2 separate regions of the Mus musculus genome follow, and region 2 is linked to region 1. A link is a contact called in ENCODE Hi-C or POLR2A ChIA-PET data. All regions are on one chromosome and are shown on one strand. The core of a region is the stretch at or near the end of the contact, and the rest is flanking DNA. Distances in the headings are between cores, read along the strand shown. Region 1 holds the start of Adam19 (a disintegrin and metallopeptidase domain 19 (meltrin beta)). Region 2 overlaps Adam19 (a disintegrin and metallopeptidase domain 19 (meltrin beta)).

Region 1 (7,725 bases), core at 2,379-4,878:
ATTCCCCATTAAGATATCCCGAGTTGACATAGTGGGACTGATAGAGGTAGGCAGCAAATTCCTGAGAAAAGAAGCCTAAGCCACAGAAGAGCCATGTTCAAGAATGGAAGACCTCAACACTACTTACAGGTCATCTTTTTTTAAAAAAATATTTATTTATTTATTTATTTATTTATTATATGTAAGTACACTGTAGCTGTCTTCAGACACTCGAGAAGAGAGCATCAGATTTCGTTACAGATGGTTGTGAGCCACCATGTGGTTGCTGGGATTTGAACTCAGGACCTTTGGAAGAGCAGTCGGCAATCTTAACCGCTGAGCCATCTCACCAGCCCTACAGGTCATCTTTTAAAAGATAAGAATTTCCTGATCCCTAAGCAAATTACATCTCTGAAACTGAGTAGATCTGAAGACTCCCAGAGATGTCACCAAGGAACCCTGTGTTCTGTTCCTTCTAACTCAGCCTCATCAACCGCAGGAGGGATTAAAAGATGACTGAGCTTTTGTGGCAAACATCTGTAATTCCAGCAAGACAACTAGAGGTCTAAGGCCATCTTGGCTATCTAGAGATCTCTGAGACAGCATCCACCTACACAGCATCCTGTCCCAGAGAAGAATTAAATTAAAAAAAAAAAAAAAAGGTTCTGCCAGGCATGGTGGCACACGCCTTTAATCCCAGCACTTGAGAGGCAGAGGCAGGCGGATTTCTGAGTTTGAGGCCAGCCTGGTCTACAAAGTGAGTTCCAGGACAGCCAGGGCTACACAGAGAAACCCTGTCTCGAAAAGCCCCCCCCCCAAAAAAAAAATTTTAAAAAAAGGTAGCTGGAGCCAGGCAGTGGTGGCGCAGGCCTTCAATTCCAGTACTCAGGAGGCAGAGGTAGGAAGATCTCCGAGTTAAAGGGAGCCTGGTCTACAGACCTAGTTCCTGGACAGCCAAGGATACATAAAGAAACCTTGTCTCAAACAAACAACATTCCAAAACCCAAACCCCAAAACAAACAAAAAAGTGTTGGATTACCACTGATTAAATTCCTTTTCAAAAATATGATATATTTGCAATCAAAATGTATCCTTAAAAAAAGTCTTATTGGTTTTGTTTACACTGGTACAAATCAGAAGAGATAGATACATTTACATTATTTACCCAAAACATCCTGAGTTCTTAACCCTATGCTACTACGCTAGGTGCTTAATGTTCATGAGGGAACAAGTGAGACATAGTCCTCTACAGAGACTGATGGATCTAGACTCTTAAACAAAAGGAGCTGTACAGGATAGAAGAGAACGACAAAAGGTCTCGGATGGTGAAAAGCACTGAGGGCAATCTCTTTACACACAGTCCAGTTTAAGTACACGTAAGGCAACGTAACTGGAGAAGGGTTGCTCACAACTTGAAAATAAGGCCAGAGCACGTGGGATCAAGCTTTCAGTGTCAGACCTGGAGCGTCACTTAACAAAGGGTAAGAGAATGTTATCTCTGGCTCACTTGTTTGCTTTCGGTGGGATGGCCTGTATTCGGTGAAGTTTAACATTAACTGCACGCCTGTGACAGACAAAGATGCAAGTGACTTCAGGAATAGGAGAGGGAGAACCAACAACTGCTTGATTCTGTCTCACCCAAAGGAATTCCCTATGCCACTCCCTGTATCACCGGGGATATTGTTTATGTTGATATTGATTATGTTGGTATTGATTATGTTGATATTGATTATGTTGATGCTTTTGACCAGCTTTAGCAGCTGCTTTGGCCACTTCATAAATGAAAGAAAAAAAAATCTTCGTCACATTTGTATAAGAGCCAGGAGTTTAACTTTGAGGAAATTATATTTCTGTGGTCTCTTGGTAGAACTTAGAGCCATTAAAATCATAGTTTTGGGAGATGTCATGATTTGGGAAGCACCTTTTAAAGTGTATGAATGGTACGATTCCAGATTCATCAGTATATAGTCATAGAAGGACAGGAAGGGGGAAAGGAAAATATTAATAGCAACTGCTCATTTGGGGATCATGGGTCACTTTACAACTCGTAGATTTTGCTTTCTCCCCGGGTCTGCAGTCACTCTACCTCACTGACTGTTCTCAAGGCCTCCAGATCCCGTGAAGTTTACTTTCCTGTCTTTCTTCTGTGCAAATGGTAGGCTGGAAAATCAGACTCGAACAGGACCTGGCTCCCTCTTCCCCGAGGAACCCCACACCCCAACAAAAGGAAGAGCCTTCTCCTATCCAAGGCAAAGGAGCTGGAGCGTTGAGTGGAGGAAACCCTCGGGTCAGGTTCTTGCAGGGATGGGGCGGGGGCTGCAGCCTGCCCAGCCCGTACACTAGGGCGTCGTTAGCTTGATTTAAAAACGCTGACGGTTGGTACAGCAAGCACCCGCGACCGTCTGGAGTCAGCCCAGCTCTCCAGCTGCCTCAGAGCTAAGGCTAAATAAGCTCTCCCGGGTCAAGATGACAGAAGCCAGGCATTGCCCCTCCGGGACCGTCCCTTCCGCGAAATCCTATGAGAACCTCTGAGGGATGCGGCCCGGGAGGGAGCGGTGCCTGGGAAAACAGTTGTGAGAAATAGGCATTATCCAGCGTCCAAACTGGAAGCGTGGAGCCCATTCCATTTTCTTCACATGAAAACTGAGGCCAAGAGGAGATAGGCATTGGGTGAGGTGGAAAGAAAGCTCCGGTTTCCAGTATCAGATCTTCAATGTGGGGCGTACTTATACACACCTGGGTTTTTGTTAGTGAACTTCAGCTTACGATCTGCATAATGGGTGCGCATGGTTCTTTTATGGTCTTTCAGAGATGCTAAGTGTACAGGCAGAGATAACCAGTAAACCACCCTACCCTAATCTCTCGGAAACCTTTGATTTTCTATCCCACTGGTATGCTTTTGACACCACCACCCCCCCGCCCCCAGCAAGATCCAGGGAGTGGTTCCCTCGCCGATTCGGGATAGGATGCTTGGGGTGCTCCTCTGGGGATGCTCTGGGGTTGCTAGAGCAGCGGGCGCAAAATAGCGATGAGAGAGAGGCAGAGCGGAGACGAGCAACCTCAAGAAAAACAGCAAAGATAGGAAGAGCAGCGGAAAGAGAAGCCCAAAGTAAGAAAACACGGGGAGATGAAGAAAGGAAGGCAAGCAAAGAGAGAGAGAGAGAGAGAGAGAGAGAGAGAGAGAGACTTACTGCTTTCTGATTGCAGTGAGCGCACTAGCTCCACGACCTCCCGTGGCTCACCACAAGAGAACAAAGCCTGGGCTCCTAGGCTTGGGGGTGGCGATACTCACACCCGGGGAGTGGCGGAGTCCGCAGGGATAGCGGTCATGGAGCTGCCGGCATGCAAGAGCGACTCTCAGACCCTCAGTCATCACCACCACCCCTAGTCGCCTCAGAACCCATCTGCGCGCTGCCACTTACTTGTGGTCCATCCCGGCTCGCACGCCGCCAGCGGCCAATGTAGCTGCAGAGCGAGAGCCAGCAAGCAGAACCGGGCGACGCCCGCGCGCCCGGGCATGATAGCAACGGCCCTCTCACTGTCCGCAATCACACATCCCCTGCCATTGCCTGCCCCCGGCCTAGCGGCGGCGGAGGTTTTCAAGCAAACGCCGGCCTAAAAGCCACCCAGCCCACATCCCAGACGCTCCGCCCCTAGCCCCTCAGGGCTCTGCCTGGAATGGGAGGAGGGGAGGCGCCACGCGGAGGAGGGGGTTGGTGGTGGCTGGAGGGACAGCAGTGGGAGGAGCGAGGGAAGCCCCCCGGGAGCATCGCTGACTCAGGTGAAGGACACCCAGGGGAAGGGATGATCCGAATTTCTGAAGTAATCAACCATTCTTGAGGCCTGGGAGATTACAGGACTGGGGTTGAAAGTGTTAAACACACACACACACACACACACACACACACACACACACACACACACACACTTCTGCCCCACTGTAGCTAGTTTACTCTATCCCGCTTTATGCTAAGTACTTTGGGTGACCAAGACAACTCTTTGTAGCTCTACCTTCCAGGATTGACTACTCTTGGAGTCAGGCTGTGAAAGAGTTAATTCCAAGGGACTGAAATGAGTGCTAAAAGAACTTGTTTTCCTATCGGGACTCCAATCTGGGCCTTTAGTCCAGGCCTTCTGACACGGGAGGTGGGGGGTGGAGGGGGTGGGGTTGCAGATCCAGCATCCCAGAGGACAGGGCTTCTGTACTCCAGAAACAGAACACCAAGCCCAAGAAACAGTCTAGACAGGATTACAGAGAAGGAGGGAAGCCTTGGGCTGTATAGGTTGGGGACAGGAGAGAGCAGAATTTGGGATGGTTAGGGTTTAGGATGCAATGGAAGATGAAGCCCACAAATGATGGCTATCACTAAGAAAATTACAGTAGCAGACACTTAGGACTTAGCTTTTATTGACATTCCGTACGTGCTAGGGCCTCTGATAGTTGATCTTGTCATGAGTCCGCTGTGGACTGGAAATGTGTCTCAGCTGGTGGAATGCTTGTCATGCACTCATGAAGCCCTGGGTTCCATCCCCAGGACCTCGTAATTCCAGGAGTGTGGTGCACCACTGTGATCCCAGCACTTATGGGGCAGAGGCTGGAGGATCCAAAGTTCAAGGTTAATCTCTGCTACGTGGTGAATTTGAGGCTAATCTGGACTCCATTGACACAGTGTAGAATAACAGTGATAATTAGGCGACCATCTGGAGGGGGTAGGTATTGGCTTCATCTCTATCTCCCCTCTGGGGGAGGGGAATCAAACCAGAAAAGCATTAAGTCCCCTCACCAAAGGTCACAAAGCTAATGTCTGGGTTTCACTTAGAGTCTGTATATTTGCTATTACAAAGCCTGGTGCAACATGCCTTAGTTGATGAATGAAGAACAGAAAAAAGAGATAGCCAGAAATAATCTGTATAGGGTTGGTTAGCAAAACTCCAAGGGAGAGGAGGCTCTGGAAGGGGAGTCTCGCACCTACATTTGTCAGTTCCTTTCCCCATCCCCCACCCCCAAAACCAGGCCAGGAACTCTCAAAACCAATGCACCGTGAGTCTGCAAGGCTCTCACAGAGGGAAGGGATCAAACCATTCTTACCATTGGTGTGGACAGGAACTGTGTGAGTTCTCTCCATCTGCTGTAATGGAAAAGCAGATAGTGGCTTAGAGAGTTGCCTTTCTCACCCCCAGGCGGCAAGGGGTGTGACTGGTCTGAGGCATTAAAGACTCATTTGTCAGTCCTGGAAAGCTGGAGTGTCAAGCCCCACGTGTCACCAGGTCAGATTCTGATAAACTCTTCTATTCGTTTGTAAACAACTGTGTCTTCACCTGGCCCTGTCCATACAAGTATAGGGAGCGAGCTCCGGGGTTTTCTGAGGAAGCCTGTGCTATGTATGAGCCCATCCTCACGGACTCTAGCCTAATTATCTCCTTGTGGGTACCATCTTCTTGTACAGTCACACCAAGGCTTGGGTTCCAACATATGAATGGGGGGGGGGGTAATTTAGTCCTTCACTGTCATGCATGTCATTTGCTATCACCATAGAAATGGTCTAAGGCTGGGCGTGGTGGTGCATGCCTTTAATCCAAGCACTTGGGAGGCAGAAGCAGGAGAATTTCTGAGTTCGAGGTCAGCCTGGTCTACAGAGTGAGTTCCAGGACAGTCAGGGCTACACAGAGAAACCCTGTCTCGAAAAACCAAAAAAAAAAAAAAAAAAAAAAAAGAAAGAAGATGAGTCTTGTCATACGTTGAGAAAATTCCATTTGCTGACAATGATTTGCTGTGTATTTAATGACCATGTGCCCTTAGATACTTAGAGGGGAAGGGGCCCAGCCAAGTGGCTCAGCAGGTCAAGGCACTGACCTCCAAGATTGATGACTGAGTTTGATACACACATGGGGAAGGGGAGCAGAGAGAGAGAGAGAGAGAGAGAGAGAGAGAGAGAGAGAGAATTTTAAAAATGTAATTTCTTAAGAATTAAAAATTGAGAGTAAGCCGGACAGTGGTGGCGCATGCTTTTAATCCCAGGACTTGGGAGGCAGAGGCAGATGGATTTCTGAGTTCGAGGCCAGCCTGGTCTACAGAGTGAGTTCCAGGACAGCTAGAGCTACACAGAGAAACTGTGTCTCAAAAACCTCAAAGAAAAAAAAAATTGAGAGTAAAAACCTGTGAGGAACTGGCCAAGCAAGCAGGTATGTGTTTGGAGCCTGAAGTCAAGCACACCTTTTCTCACCTTTCACAACATGTAAGAAAGACAGCTCTCACTGCAAGGCGTTGGACGCAGCATAAATTGAAGAATTTGAGTCACAAGACAGACCTCAGGGTTTCCTGGAGCAACTTTTCCTCTAGTTTCTGAGGTGCTGTTATGAACGATTCAGAAAAAAAAAAAAAAACCATAGCATGCATGCAACTGCAAAATGCACCTCTTTCCTTTAAGCTACCAACACGCCTGGGAACACAGTGGCCACTGCTTAGAAAATAAAATGAAATGTACTGAGAAATATAAAAGAGTAGATGAAAAGGTGGGGATACAGTGTTCCTAGAAAGGAAGTCTTTTTTTTCTTCCCCTGAAGCAGGGTCTCATTATCCCAGGCTGGCCTCAAACTTGCTAAGTAGCTGAAGATGGCATTAATCTTCTTCTTCTTTTTCTTTCTTAGATTTATTTATTTATTTATTTACTTGTATATAAATACACTGTTGCTGTCTTCAGACACCAGAAGAGGGCATCAGATACTATTGCAGATGGTTGTGAGCCACCATGTGGTTGCTGGGATTTGAACTCAGCACCTCTGGAAGAGCAGTCAGTGTCTTTAACCACTGAGCCATCTCTCCAGCCCCGGCCTTAAACTTCTGACCCTCAGCCATCTACCTCAAAAGTGCTGTCATTACAGGTGTGCGTTGCCACTATGGTGCCCATTTAGCGTTAGCGATCAAATCTAGGACTTCATGTATGCTAGCCAAGCACTCCCCAGAAAACTGTTTAAATAAACGGAAGAACTGAAGAAAAAAAAAGTACAATAAGGGGCTAGAAAAGTGGCTCAGTGGGTAAAAGCCCTGGCTGTGGGAGCATAAAGACCTGAGTTCAAATCCCTGGACGGGAGAACTGGAAAGACAGTTGGTGGTTAAGGCTGTTCTTCAGTCTGTGACTCCTACAGGCTTGGGACTGTGTGTCACTCCAGTTCCCGGGGATCTGACGCCCTCTTCTGGCCTCCCTAAGCATCTGAGCACTCTTGCGACTTTTCTCACACAAACATACATAAGTGTGTATAAAAATAGATCTTAAAAAAAAGAGGGGGCGTGGGGGCCGGACGAGCTAGGGGTCGGCGGCGTGGCAAGAGGACAGGGCTATGGAGAAGCTGCGGCGCGTCTTGAGCGGCCAGGACGACGAGGAGCAAGGCCTGACGGCGCAGGTCCTGGATGCCTCATCCCTGAGTTTCAACACCAGGTTGAAGTGGTTTGTCATATGCTTTGTTGCTGGCATTTTCTTTTCATTCCTTGGAACAGGGTTGCTATGGCTTCCCAATGGCATGAAACTCTTTGCAGTATTTTACACCCTTGGAAACCTTGCTGCATTGGCCAGTACATGCTTTTTAATGGGACCTGTGAAGCAACTGAAGAAAATGTTTGAAACAACAAGATTGCTTGCAACAATTATTATGCTTTTGTGCCTGGTATTTACCCTGTGTGCTGCTCTGTGGTGGCGGAAGAAGGGGCTGGCCTTACTCTTCTGCATATTGCAGTTCTTGTCGATGACC
Region 2 (7,725 bases), core at 3,845-6,344, 33 kb before region 1:
GTTCAAGGCCAGCCCCAACTACAGAATGAATTCCAGGACAGCCAGAGATCCACAGGGCAACAATGTCTTGAAAAAACAAAACAAACAAACGAACAACAAACCCCAACTGCATCAAAAGATATACTATAATTTTGTTGTTATATCATTTTGTTAATATTATATATTATAGTATGCTAATATAAATTTGTATGCACAGTGATTAAAACTGCAAACCCTACATTTAAAAAAAAGATTAATCAACATCTACTTGGATGAGATGGCAGGATGATGAGTAAATTAATCCTTTCAATGATTTTTAATATATGGGTAATTAACATAGGCCTAACAGTATGAGTACTTTGTAATGATTTACACGAATTTCAATCGAATTACCCTCAAACATTCTACCTCTCTCTGCTTTGTCATTTTTGCTGGCAAAGAACAAGGAGCAACTATGAGACAACAGAGTTCGCCTCTGTTTGGGCCCGAGGTCTTGGTCAGGGGAAGCCAGGTATTCAGAGAAGGGGCCACATATTTATTCCCACCTAGCCGGGGCAGCTACTGATGGGCACATGTCTACATGACTCACCTCAGACTTCAGCGTGCTGGTTTGAGGATTGCCACTTGCAGTGTAGCAGGTTTCTGTGTAGGCTGGAGCAAAAAGGTGCCTGAAAAAAAGAAGAGCAGACATTTGAACCTTTAGTGATGGATTCTCTCTTCCTGGCAATGGCGCCCAGTGACTTTAACTGAACCACGAAAGGTTACCCTGACTAGAAGAAAGTGGTGGTTATTAGGGGACTAAGGAACAAAAAGAGAGCCAGGAGGAAATCTGTCATTGATCACTTCATCCAGGAGTTGACAATCCTAAATCAATCATGTTGGTTTGTTTTTCTGGGTCTTGAGAAAGACCCAAAAACTGCAAACACAGTCACAACATCTGTGAGACTGAGGACCCGATTGTAAAATTCAAATGGTCCTTCCAATGTGGAACATGCTAAACTTTAGCATGGGCACCTCATTTTTTCTTTATGAGAATAGCCTCTGCTAGATATTTTTGGTAGGCTGTCAATGAAGGGGTCGTATCTGGCCTTGGCCTGTGTTTTAGGCATGGCCAATGGAGTGAGTAGTATTGCAAGAGTTGAACAAATGTCAGGGACAGTCATTGTTCATGGAGCTGCTGATCCTTTAAAGCCGAGGTTAAGGATCCCTCCCCGAAGGCTAGGAGATACAGAACGAGCTTCCTAGAATCTCGCCAAAAGTAAAATGAGAAATAAAAGAATCTAACGGATTTTTCAGCTGACAGAACTGGTCTCCAGAAAGGCAAGGCCAGGGAGCAAAGTTATTTCTGATTTTAATGGAACAAAACATTAGAAATTCAAGTCTGACAGAAAGAAATGCATATATATATATATATATATATATATATATATATATATATATACACACATATATGTGTGTGTGTATATGTGTGTATATATATGGTGTGTGTGTATATATGTGTGTGTGGGGAGAGAGAGAGAGAGAGAGAGCGAGATCTAAATCTAAAAAGGAATTAGGTACAGGACATTTCAGAAATACATGTATTCTCAAGTCCATTTTAATGAAAAGCCAATCAGTGTACCCCAGGTACAAGTATTAAAAACAACTGGCAAGGCAGAAGTCCACTGTCACTGGTGGCTACCTCAGGGGAGGGCAGATGTTTACAAGGCAAGTTACATATTGCTGCAATAAAAGAAAGAAAGAAAGAAAGAAAGAAAGAAAGAAAGAAAGAAAGAAAGAAAGAAAGAAAGAAAGAAAGAGAAAAGGAAAGAAAAGAAAAGAAAAGAAAAGAAAAGAAAAGAAAAGAAAAGAAAAGAAAAGAAAAGGAAAGAAAAGAAAGGGTCTGATCAAATATTTATTCTGAAAACAGAAAACCTAATTCAAAACTGTTTTTTAGAAGAAAACACGGGCTGAAGACAGAACGGAGTCAGAGGAATCAGAAGAGATACTAGATTTGGGAAGAAGAGATATTTCCCAGAGGAAGGGACATGGCTCCAAAGTCTAGGCTAGACTCTTCCCATCTCCGGATGCAGTCAGACAGCAGATGCCTTAAGAATTAACATTCAGTCTTGCGGAGAAACCACCCAAGAGGGATATGTAAACCCAGAAAAACACAAAATCCAGCTGATGCAAAGGAACACTCAGCCACAGAGACTCTGGGTCAGCTGCCAGCTTGCAGAATGTGTCGCCAAGCCTACCTCGCCTTAGCATCCAGAGATTCAGAGGGAGTCATTCACAGGTCTGACTGAATTCATAGGACTTCAACAGGAAGTCTCCCAAGGGCACAGGCTCCACAGTTAGGCCTGCTTGTGTCTTCCAGCAAGTTTACTAAATGGATGATATAGTTAACTAGGGAGGGAATTAATGAGCACTCTAGCTTACCAGGGGCTTAGAGCAGGGTCTGGGGTCTGAAAGACAGAGTATTGTCTCTACAGCCACTAGCCGGTTACTTTCTCTTCAGTTTCCTCTTCCCATGAGTAAGGGCAATATACCGCTGAATCAAGCAATTTAATAATACAGAGAGCAAGCTGAACTCCAATCATAATAGAGAGGAGCTAGGTAGAAATTAATAATTATCATCATTGCTTAACTTTTAGAAACAGGGTCTCATGTAGCCCACAATGGCCATGAACTCATTATATAGCCTAGGATGGACCCTGAACTTCTGACCCTCCCATCCCCACCTCCCGAATGCTGGGATCGCAGGCACAGATGTGGAGCAACATGCCCAGTGTTATAGGGTGCTAAAGGTCGAGTTCAAGGCTTCATGGGTGCAGGGCAGTATTTCCTTAGCAATTGAACTACACCCCTAGCTCCTTGGTAGTGCTTTTAACAAGGTTTAGGATGAAAGAATCCAGAAAAATGAATGGATTTCACTCGAGTCTCTCTCTAGCTCTCCTCGCCGATTAATTCACCCATATATCACTTAAGAGAGGAGAGGAAAAGCAATTAGCTCATTCCAAGAATCTATTTTCACAGACTGAGTAATGGACGGCTGGCTGAGAGGTCAGAGTGTAATGATGTGCCCTGGGTGCTAGTGAAGAGATGTAAATTTTCCCACAGGAAATGCACTTGAGGTGAGTACACTTTAAGCATATTCAGGGTTTTAGGAGGGGGGAGCTCCTTATCCTACCCAGCAGCATCATTCAAATGAACCGAAGTGAGGAAGATGGGGGATGGGCCAAAGAGAGGAATCCAAACTGAGCCTCTGAGGTATACATACACACACACACACACACACACACACACACACACACACACACACACACACACACACACGTTCAGGCACACGTATTCAGAAGATAACTCATTTGCAGCTTATCTGAGGACTTGCCCTCGTCAGCAAGCGGCTCTTGGAGCCTCAGCTGCAAACTCCTCCTTCCTGGCTCCTAAAGCAGGCAAGAAACATTTAGCCTGACTAAGTGGATAACTGAATTACTGAACAAATGAACCTCCTATGTATTGTAAGAACCTATCAGGAAGCAGCCATTCAATAAGAGAAACTTTCAGTGACGGGGGCTCCTGAAACCACCCACTCCAGTTCTGACTACGTGTCCTCTGTAGCTCAAGTCCTCACCCTGGATTAAATATGACCTCTCTGCATGCAGCACCTGCTCATAGGATCTAAAGCTAAACTGTGCTGGGGTAATGCACGCCTTTAACTCCAGCACTTGGGAGGCAGAGGCAGGTAAATCCTGTGAGCTCAAGGCCAGCCTGGTCTACAGAGTGAGTTCCGAGACAGCCAGGGTTACACAGAGAAACCCTGTCTCACAAGACCAGAGAGAGGGGGTGGAGCAGGAGTTAGGAGTGGGAGAGGTGGCTCAAGCAAGGACCTGATTCCCAGCAATCAAGTAAAAAAGCCAGACATAGAAAGCAGAAACATGTCTGCTAACCTCCGTGCTAGGGAGGCAGAGGCAGGAGGATCCCTAGAATTTTTGGGTGTGGCCCAGCCAATCTAACAGAATTCGGTGAGCTACAGACTCCGTGAGAAGTCCTATCTCGAAGCATATGGTGGAGACCAACAGAGAACAACCGACCGTTGACCTCAGGTTACCCAAGCAAACTCCACAAGCAAAATGCAAAGGAGGAGACCACACCTCAGACCTACAACATCAAAAGAGAAACTGAGGCTGGGGCCTAGCATTCTGTCTTAACAGCACTTCTCTCCCACCCCCAGGTAATCCTGAGGTGAGAACAAGCCTACAACCGATACCCTAAACCACAAGTTTCTGAAACAACTTCAGAAACATATGTACATGGTCTGACTCCCAAGCCCCCTCAGCTTCCTGTCTCCACCACATCCTGATTGTTGCAGACCTGAGAAAGCCAACGAGTTTACACCTTAAAAGCACACCTGAGAGGTAGGGATTCCTACCCGTTCCCATTTTGTAGACAGGGGGCCAGGTCACTTTAAGGGACCATGCATGACACTGTTGGAGCTCCATTCAGCCTCGAGTTTGTGAGACAGAGTCTTTAGGCACTTTGTTGCTCTATCTTAGATGAAAACATGAAACCAAACCATTGCCCGGAACTTGGAGATCAAGTTTTAATTTGTTGTTGTTGTTGTTGATGATGATGATAATGATGAATGTCTATCATGATCAAGGCAACTATGCCCACTTGGATATTAATGTCTACATTGAAGAGCCATGGGGTAAGCTAAGCACAGGGCAGGAGCAAGACAGCTTAAAGTAAGAAATTCTGGGCTAGTTCTAGCTAAATAACCTTTTCCCTGAATGGGCTAAGGATGTGAGCCAGGAAGGTCCCTCCTTCTAGAAGCAAAGGGGTCATGTTTCATCACCATCTGTACAACTTTACCAACAGGGACAAAGCACTGCTTTTAAAGGCTCTCCGCTGTCCCCAAGAGAAGGCTGAATCTTCCCATGTGTCCAGGCAGGGGGATTCTGGCACTGTGCTCAGGACAAAAGTTGTTGTCGTCTTCCCAGAGAAGAGACCACATACATGGACACTGAGTGGCCAGATGTCCCTTCTCCAACTACATCTTTCTCTCATCTCTCTGATAGGGGGCTGGCTCAGCATGGTGGCAGGAAGCTGTCTCTTACCACTGGCATGCATTAGGGTTTTCAGGAAATGATTTGTGTGTGGAGATCCAGGAAGAGGGGAAGCCTATCCAAGATTCCCACCCTCCCCTCCCCCTCCCCCACTGACTGATAGAGAAAACACTCTGCTGTACTCCCTTATCTTCAGTCCTGTCTCTTCTGCCCTAAGGAGACCATGGGCAGGCCGAGAGTAGCAGAAGAGGATCTGCTGTCCTCATGGTGTCTTTGTCCTCATGGTGGCAAAAGCACACTGCAGCCCTAATCAGGGGCAAACCCCTAGTCTCCCAGACCCCAAAGTCCTTAAACAGAACCTCCATCTTGCGGGGAGGGGGGAGGGGGCTAGAGAGATGGTTCCATGTTTCTAATCACTTGCTGCTTATAGAAGACCCAGGTTAAGTTCCCAACACCCACTTGGTGGCTCCTAACTGTCTGTTCCTCCAGGTCCAGGGGTCCAGGTCACTGTTCCCCAGCATCACATAGGCAACCTGGTACAAAGACAGTTTACAAACTACCTTGAAAACCACCCTCATCCCACGTGCCGGGCATGAACAAACGTGTCTCTGCTCCTTCCCGGGCTGATTTTATTGCTGCCCTCCCCTAGTGCGTCTAGTCCTGAGAGTATCCAAGTGTCTGGACACATGGAGTCGAAGACCAGACTCTCACTATTGATCTGGGGCCTAGGTAGGGGGTTGGAAGGTGGTTAGGGGTGGGTCCTTACCCTGTCCAGGACAGGGACAGATATATAGCTGCCTTCCATTTTTAACTCTCACTCTTAAGGTCATAGACTCTGGCCCAATCACACCAGGAAAGGCTTTGAGAACGAAAATACAAAGCCCCAGAAGTCCTCCAGCCCCATAGTAAGAAATCTGCGTCTTTAATAGTTTTTTCCAGGTGATGCTTTTTTTTAAGGGGGGGGGGGGTGCTCTGGGAACCACCCTGCTCTGTTAGGTTCTTTCTAGCTTTTTGTTTTATTTTTTGGTTTCTGGGTTTTTTTGTTTTGTTTTGTTTGTTTGTTTTTTGAGACAGGGTTTCTGTGTGTAGCCTGGCTGACCTGGAACTCACTCTGTAGACCAGACAGGCCTTGAACTCAGAAATCCACCTGCCTCTGCCTCCCGAGTGCTGGGATTAAAAGTGTGCGCCACCTTGTCCAGCTGGTTTTTTGTTTTTTTAAGACAGGGTTTCTCTGTATAGCCCTGGGGGGTCCTGGAACTCACTCTGCAGACCAGGCCGGCCTCAAACTCAGAAATCCGCCTGCCTCTGCCTCTCTCTCTGCCTCTCTGCCTCTGCCTCTCTCTCTGCCTCTCTGCCTCTGCCTCTGCCTCCCAAGTGCTGGGATTAAAGGTATGGGCCACTACTGCCCCACTCATTTTAACTTTTTAACCTTCTGGGTTCCCTCCCTAACCTTCTAGTCACCTCTCCACAAACTCTCAAAACAACCTAGAAATAGGTATTGCTTTGTGTGAGGGTTAAAAAAAGGATCTAATGATGACACTAGCCCATCAGAGAAGGACCCAGAGCTGTCCCTGGTTTTCATACTGCACTAGGACATTGTCTACAAATACAGAACCAGCTATATTCATAGCTATGTGGCCAGAAGGCTTCCAATAGCACACACCTCGTATATACCCTGAAGGCTTTGGATTGAGTGCCCGCTGCACTGGCCTCTCCTTCCAAGCCATGGCACACGGCAAGGATGACCATGGTTCATGAGGACTGTGGGGGAGGGGAGATACTCTGTCAAGACTCAGACTTGAAAAGGCCTACCAAAGTTTGTCAAGACTCTATATCAAAGTGTCCTGGCTTCAGGGAACTACTCACAGTGAATTAGGCTACCGCTCACACAACCCTGTAACATCAGGTGTTCACAGGTAAATAAAGGCTTTAGTGTAAGACTCAATAACTGCAAATATTTCCATTCAGTTGGAAAACAATAACCCCAGGTTTCCATTAAACGTAAAGGGTGCCACCTAGAACTCCCCAGGACAGGAAGTGTATCTGAAAGGCAGACTGTTACTCTAATGAAATGGCCTGTGCTACTTCACATTTTGGGCAGAATTAGAAAAAAAGAAATCATACGTATAATTTTCTTTTATGTTGGTTCTCCAGTAGGGTAAACGTAAGGAGAGAAAAAGAACCAGATTTTCCAAATCAGCCTGCACTTTGCTTGGTCTACCTCTGACTCTAAAGGAATGGAAACAGATTTGCAAAAGCCCCATTGCCAAATAAGGCACTGATCTTTCAGGGGCTCACAAGCACCAGCATTCCTTTGTGAGGGCTCAGAAGGGCCCTGGAAGGCTGAAGGTTGCTCCTATAGTGAAGAGCTGAGCCCTCCTCCCATTTGAGCAAGGCCCCTGTTGTCTCGGGGACCAACCTAAGCAAGATGGTACCACCCACCAGCCCAGCTCTCAAAAAGCCAAAATTTTGGGTATGTTGTCTTTAGCAGCCTATTGAGGACATCTTTACACAAGGCATCAAAGCAACAGTCCCCTTTACCAGCCACTTCCCATTGTATTTCTGGTTTCCAGAGACCTCACACCCCTCTGAATAGCTCCTGGTCCTGAGTGCAGTTTTTATGTTATGCCCAAAGCATGTCTGGATAACCAGATCCTTTAGCCAGCAGGATCTATTTAATCCTCTCCATGGCTCT

The links. A loop is a pair of places that touch in the nucleus more often than their neighbours do. ChIA-PET counts read pairs that join two places held with the same protein, here RNA polymerase II (POLR2A).
Region 2: a loop to region 1 is called in a map of heart, with 1.8 times the contacts of the local background. The contact joins the enhancer-like site here to the promoter of Adam19 in region 1. A Hi-C loop is called at or near these places in 3 of 37 maps with a recorded cell type or tissue (T-helper 17 cell, heart and regulatory T cell). POLR2A ChIA-PET finds 5 or more read pairs at or near these places in 3 of 5 experiments (all embryonic stem cell).

Annotation. Positions count from the first base shown.
Region 1 is chr11:46,051,887-46,059,611 of GRCm38, reverse strand. It overlaps Adam19 (a disintegrin and metallopeptidase domain 19 (meltrin beta)), which reads right to left and starts at 3,628. Exons shown (of 23, transcript NM_009616.4): 1 at 3,402-3,628. The coding sequence starts at 3,498. It also overlaps the pseudogene Gm12166.
Region 2 is chr11:46,086,785-46,094,509 of GRCm38, reverse strand. Adam19 (a disintegrin and metallopeptidase domain 19 (meltrin beta)) reads right to left here. Exons shown (of 23, transcript NM_009616.4): 4 at 569-647. Among named protein-coding and RNA genes, the nearest start is that of Mir8100, 12 kb to the left of the region's middle. Within about 2 kb of position 5,094, at least 1 of the 3 ENCODE cell types and tissues checked has a DNase peak (open chromatin) inside an H3K27ac peak, as active enhancers do; it is heart, where a contact is called at or near this core.